Regions from separate parts of the Homo sapiens genome. Here region 1 is linked to region 2. The links are chromatin loops, found by intact Hi-C in ENCODE. Cell type or tissue: dorsolateral prefrontal cortex. All regions are shown on one strand. Each heading gives the region's core, and the rest is flanking DNA. Links, peaks and the distances in the headings are about the cores only.

Region 1 (2,899 bases), core at 132-2,631, 300 kb before region 2:
CCCAGGTATTTCCAAGGCTCACTCCCTCTCTTCCTTCAAACCTTGGTTCCAAGGTTACCTCCTCAGAGGGCCTTTCCTGCCTGAGCCTGGCTAAGTGGTAGCCAGTCCTACCTGGCCTTGGAACTCACAAACTTGGTACCTATCATTTATACATGTCCTTCCAGGGCGGCGCAGTGGCTCACGCCTGCAGTCCCAGTACTTTGGGAGGCTGAGGGTGGCAGATAGCTTGAGGCCTGGAGTTCAAGACCAGCCTAACCAACACACTGAAACCCTGCCTCTACAAAAAAAAAAAAAAATACAAAAATTGGCCAGGCATGGTGGTGCATGCCTGTAATCCCAGCTACTTGGGAGGCTGAGGCAGGAGAATCTCTTGAACCTGGGAGGGGGAGGTTTCAGTGAGCTGAGATCATGCCACTGCACTCCGGCCTGGGTGACAGAGCAAGACTCTCTCTCAAAAAAATAAAAATAAAGATGTCCTCCCAATGGCTTTTTAGTCTCTGAAATAATCACATTTGTAGATCTGTTTGCTAATTTTGCCTCCATTTCCCTAGCCAGGCTATGAGCTTCACTAGCAGTATTTTTTGTTATTTATTTTAGTCCATTTTGTTTCCTATTGTGTCACTAAGTCTCAGTAAACATTTGTTGAAATTATGAACAAATGCACAGCCGGCCAAAGGAGAGAAAAGGCCTGGGGTTTGGAGATGGTAGTGAAGTAATACAGGTGGACTTCCTGGTGGAGGGGGCGAACCTGGGAGAACATGTTACCTCCCCCAGAAGCCCCATCAAGGCCTGAGAACTCATTAATCTGCCAAAACCCAACCAACCAAACAAACAAACCAAACACTCCTTTAAAACTTTTTCTTGGGGCCGGGCGCGGTGGCTCATGCCTGTAATCCCAGCACTTTGGGAAGCCAAGGTGGGCGGATCACTTGAGGTGAGGAATTTGAAACCCACCTGGCCAACGTGGTAAAACCCCCTCCTCTACCAAAAATACGCCAATTAGTCAGTCGTGGTGGCGCGCGCCGGTAATCCCAGCTACTTGGGAAGCTGAGGCAGGAGAATCGCTTGAACCAGGGAGGCGGAGGTTGCAGTGAGCCGAGATCGCGCCATTGCACGCCAGCCTGGGCCACAGCGTGAGACTCTGCCTCAAAATAAAATAAATCAGCCGGGCGCGGTGGCTCAGGCCTGTAATCCCAGCACTTTGGGTGGCCGAGGCAGGCGGATCACGAGGTCAGGAGATCGAGACTATCCTGACTAACACGGTGAAACCCCGTCTCTACTAAAAATACAAAAAATTAGCCGGCTGTGGTGGCCGCGCCTGTAGTCCCAGCTACTCGGGAGGCTGAGGCAGGAGAATGGCGCGAACCCAGGAGGCAGAGCTTGCAGTGAGCCGAGATCCCGCCACTGCACTCCAGCCTGGGCGACAGAGCGAGACTCCGTCTCAAAAAATAAAAATAAATAAAAATAAAATAAAATGGTTTCTTGGGTCCTTGAAGCTCTCTCAGGGCAGCCAACATGCTGTGCGACTCCTGGCAAGTTACACCATTCAGTGCCTATTTGCCTGCCTGAAGTCAGGTAGATGTTTCAGAGGTGGCTACTTCACAGAGGCGGCTTGTTTAAAAGGAACAATAGTTCCCTCTTTCCACTAGGTGTCAGCAGAAGCACAGCTGGCCTCACTCGGCATCTCTCCACCCCTACCCCCGTAACCACCCCCGTCCCATCCTCTCCATCTCCACTCCGGGCCCCAGACCTCAGCATCTCAAATTCAGACACTTCCCTCCCTCAGTAGACACCCTTGTATTTGCAGACAAATTCCTGTCCCCAGGCAGGCCTTCGCAGCAGGCATGGTTGGTGGCCTGTCCTACCTGGTGTCCGATCACACCAGGAAACTTCAGCAAGGGCTGCAGAGAAGAGGAAAGAGCAATAAAAGAAGGAAGGTACCTAGGGCCTGGGTGCGGTGGCTCATGCCTGTAATCCTAGCACTTTGGGAGGCTGAGGCGGGTGGATCGCTTGAAGTCAGGAGTTCAAGACCAGCCTGGCTAACATGGCGAAACCCCGTATCTATTAAATTACAAAATCAGCTGGGTGTGATTGTTCACGCCTGTAATCCCAGCTACTTGGGAGGCTGAGGCAGGAGAATCACTTGAACCTGGGAGGCCGAGGTTACAGTGAGCCGAGATCGTGCCACTGCACTCCAGCCTGGGCGACGAGAGCGAGACTCCATCTCAAAAAAGAAGGAAAGTACATAGGGATTCAATGTTTCCAGCCAGGAAACATTTCATACAAATGTTTGTGTTCAAGAATAACTTTGCATGGAATAGCGGAAATCTGTATTGAAAATTGTTCTAAGAAAATGTCACTTTTTGCCTAGGTACAGTGGCTTACACCTGTATTCTCAGTACTTTGGGAGGCTGAGATGGGAGGATCACTTGAGCCCAGGAGTTCAAGACCAGTCTGGATAACATAGTGAGACCCCCGTCTTAGCAAAAACAAAACAAAACAAAACAAGACAAAACAAAAAAAACCTTAGCTGGGCATGGTGGTGAGTGTCTATAGTCCCCACTACACAGGAGGCTGAGGTGGGAGGATTGATTGAGCCTGGAAGTTTGAGGCTGAAAATGAGCTATAATTGAATCACTGCATCCCAGCCTGGGCAACAGAGTTAGATCCCACAGAAGGAAAGAAAGAGAGAGGGAGAGAGAAAGAGAGAGAAAGGAAAAGAAAGAGAGAGAGAAAGAGAAAGAAAGAAAGAGAGAGAAAGGGAAAGAGAGAAAGAGAAAGAAAGAGAGAGAAAGGGAAAGAAAGAGAAAAGGAAAGAAAGAGAGAGAAAGGGAAAGAAAGAGAGAAAGGGAAAGAGAAAGAAAGAGAAAGGGAGAGAGAGAGAAAGAGAAAGAAAGAA
Region 2 (2,899 bases), core at 83-2,582:
CCTCTACCTCCCATGTAGCTGGGACCACAGGTGTGTGCCACCGTGCCTAGCGCTTTCCTGTCGTACAGAGCACAAGTTTGAGGCATCCCTTGGGCCGTCCAGCCCTGCCCCAGGCCCTGTCCTTCCTGGGCCCAGCTGGTCTGGGGGACATGAGAGTGTGGCAGGCCCCATACTGCATAGGTCACCCTGTGGCCAGTCCTGTGGGGCAGGTGGGCTTTGATGACCTGGAGGTCAGAGCCTGCAGAGGGGGGTGGGCCAGCCCCTCACATGACTCTTACTTGAGGGCTTCCTGGGAGCTGATGGCCCTTGCAGTGGGTTACAGGGAGGCAGGAAGAGGCCATGTGTGCACCGGCCTGCAGAGAGGCAGCCAGGGACAGGGGCTGCTGGGTGCACGAGGGTCCCAGCGCCTCCACCAGCTGCCAAAGCGCAGGGGGAGACTCATGCGGTCATGGCAGTGCCCTGGCATAGCATGCAGCCCAGCTGTGTGCCGTGTGGCCTAGGCCCACAACTGCCCCTCGTGGGCCTCTGTGCCTCCTCAATAAGCTCAGTCGACCATGTCATCATCTGTGATGCACAGAGCAGGGCCAGGGACCCGGGAAGTGCTGATGTGGGGACCACTGTGGCCACCACCGCATCTGGGCACTGTTTGTGGCAGATCCAGGGATGGCCTCAGGCCTTTGGCCCGGCCTCTGAGGGCTGGGGACCAGTAGGAGGCCTGAGGTGACCGCGTTCTGCCACCCAGTCCTCCCAGAGGGCTGCCCTGACAGGTGCCTTGGCAGCTCCCATCGTGGCTACTGGCCCAGCTCAGGCCGGCACTGAGGGTCCCACAGTGGTCCAGCTGCGGCCTCTGCTCCCTCTGAGCCGGTGGCTCCCTGGGGACAGTGCGCAGGCCCTGGGTGAACACTACATGGCCACATCTGGGTGAGAGCGGGAGGGCAGGTGCAGCGTTGGGGGGATCCTGGGGCCTGTGGGGTTGGCGGGGTCGCAGGTGAGGATTGGGTACTGGGACCTGGCTGTGGGCGAGGGGCCCGCTGGGACAGTGTGGTGGCCTGGGAGGCCCCGCGCAGTCAGAGGCTGGTCTCTGGGCACAGGCAGCTCTGGTGACTGTGACAGGTGCCTTGCCTTGACACACACTGTGACCGTCTAGTCTACATTTCTAGGCTGCACGTGGTCACGTGCCGTGCACGGTGCACTTGGGGCCTCCTGTGCAGACACTGGCTTTGCGGCTGCCCCATGGGAGAAGCTGCGAGGACTCTGCACAGAGCAAGGGTGGCGGGCAGGGCCTCAGCCCACGTGGGCTTGGAGCTGTGCGGTTTTGTCAAACCCAGTGGGGGTCTCTCAGCAGCAGCCCAGCGCGGGGTGTGACGTCAGGGCTGGGGCTCAGCGCTGGGTATCAGCCCTGTGTGCTGCAGGCAGGGTATGGGGTGGACCCAAGGCAGTAGGTGGAGGCCAGGGGGCGACCTCGGCTTTGCTTTTGTCAGGATGGAGGGTTCTGGACACCAGTGCAAGCCTAGCTGGGGCCTCCCTGCCGTCCTGCTCAGATTCCTGGGTGCATGCTGCCCTCTAGTGCCCGCAGTGGGGAGTGCCTTCAGGAGCGGGTGGCTGCACCTTGGTGGCTGGGAACCCCACTCCCGGGACTGTCTGGGCGGCTCCCTGCCTTGTTTCCTTCACACTCTAGATCACTTTGGGGGTCACAGCGTGGGGAGGTGGATTTTGTTAAGTTTTTTCTAAGTTTTTGGGTTTGTGTGGACTTGGGTCCTTGTTTCCGAATCCTAGAGGGATTCTGTCGTCTTTCTGCCTTTGGAGATTGAACCTGCCAAGGAGGACCCTTCCCCAGAGTCTGTGATCAAAGTCCCTTCCTGGTCGGGGTGGGCTACCAGTTCCCACCCTGCAACACCTGGGACAGGAGGGAGCCGCTCCCGCCCGCAGCCTCCGTGGAGAGGACAGTCTGACTCCGATGTTTCCAGGCGGGTGCCGTCAGTGAATCACTTGGCCTGGTGCAATCCCCCATTCTGTACAGGGCTGGTGGGCTGGTTTATGACCCGCGTGACTCTGGGCAGCTATGATGGCAGGAAATGAGCCGTCTTGGGCGGGCCTGCTGCTCTCCTGGGTCAAGGTTCCTGCTAGGGCCTGAGTTCTGCTGGCAGCAGCCAGCCAGCCCCCCGTGACCCACAGGCCTGCTCCGAGGGGTGGGTCCCCCTGCCCTTGAGCGTGTGACCCTCACCCATGGCCGCCCTCACCTTCGAAAACCCGCAGATGCCGCGGTCTCTCGTGCGGATCAGGCTCAGAGCAGAGAGACTGATGTGCAGCGGACGCTGACACACCTGTGGCGTCCCTGATACGTAAACCTTTCTCTCCGAGGCCCCGCTTAAAATTAGCGCACTGGCTCCCGGTGTCGCCTCGGCCTTAGAAACTAGGACGCCTCTGCTTCTCGTTAGCTGCAGCCCTCGTGCCTTTTATGCTCAGCAGAGTGACGAGGCCGCTCGTGGTTTTCTCTTCTGCCCTCACTCAGCCGCGAGGGCCCAGCCGCCTTTGTCCTCCTGGTGGCCACGGTATTTTTAGCACGCTCCGTTCTGAGGGAGGACGGGCTCCAAGGGCTGGGCATGGCGGCACCGCTGGTTCACCCTCTCTCGTCTTCCTCCACAGGTGTGCTTCCCGCACAGCTGCAGCCATGGGGTCTGAGGACCACGGCGCCCAGAACCCCAGCTGTAAAATCATGACGTTTCGCCCAACCATGGAAGAATTTAAAGACTTCAACAAATACGTGGCCTACATAGAGTCGCAGGGAGCCCACCGGGCGGGCCTGGCCAAGGTGGGTGACATCCTGGCCCCAGCGCGGCCCTCCATCAGCCTGCGCCGCGGGCCTGCGGACATCCTGGGTCCCAGCTCAGCCAGCCCC

What was found. A loop is a pair of places that touch in the nucleus more often than their neighbours do. Peaks named below come from ENCODE experiments on the same cell type or tissue, not always from the same donor. Only the 100,000 strongest peaks of a DNase experiment are listed, where the experiment ranks them.
Region 1: a loop joins it to region 2, with 4 times the contacts of the local background. A loop is called at or near these places in 16 of 110 quality-filtered maps.

What each region holds. Positions count from the first base shown.
Region 1 is chr19:4,731,148-4,734,046 of GRCh38, forward strand. No RefSeq gene overlaps it. Among named protein-coding and RNA genes, the nearest start is that of TRV-CAC3-1, 7.9 kb to the left of the region's middle. In dorsolateral prefrontal cortex, for the core only: CTCF peaks have their summits at 1,647 (motif pointing right) and 1,849; a DNase peak (open chromatin) is centred at 1,697; H3K4me3 peaks cover 852 bases.
Region 2 is chr19:5,030,220-5,033,118 of GRCh38, forward strand. KDM4B (lysine demethylase 4B) reads left to right here. Exons shown (of 23, transcript NM_015015.3): 3 at 2,647-2,812. The coding sequence starts at 2,672. Among named protein-coding and RNA genes, the nearest start is that of KDM4B, 63 kb to the left of the region's middle. RefSeq lists enhancers at 1,356-1,405, 1,436-1,495. In dorsolateral prefrontal cortex, for the core only: CTCF peaks have their summits at 1,584 (motif pointing left) and 1,784; a DNase peak (open chromatin) is centred at 1,542; H3K27ac peaks cover 1,270 bases.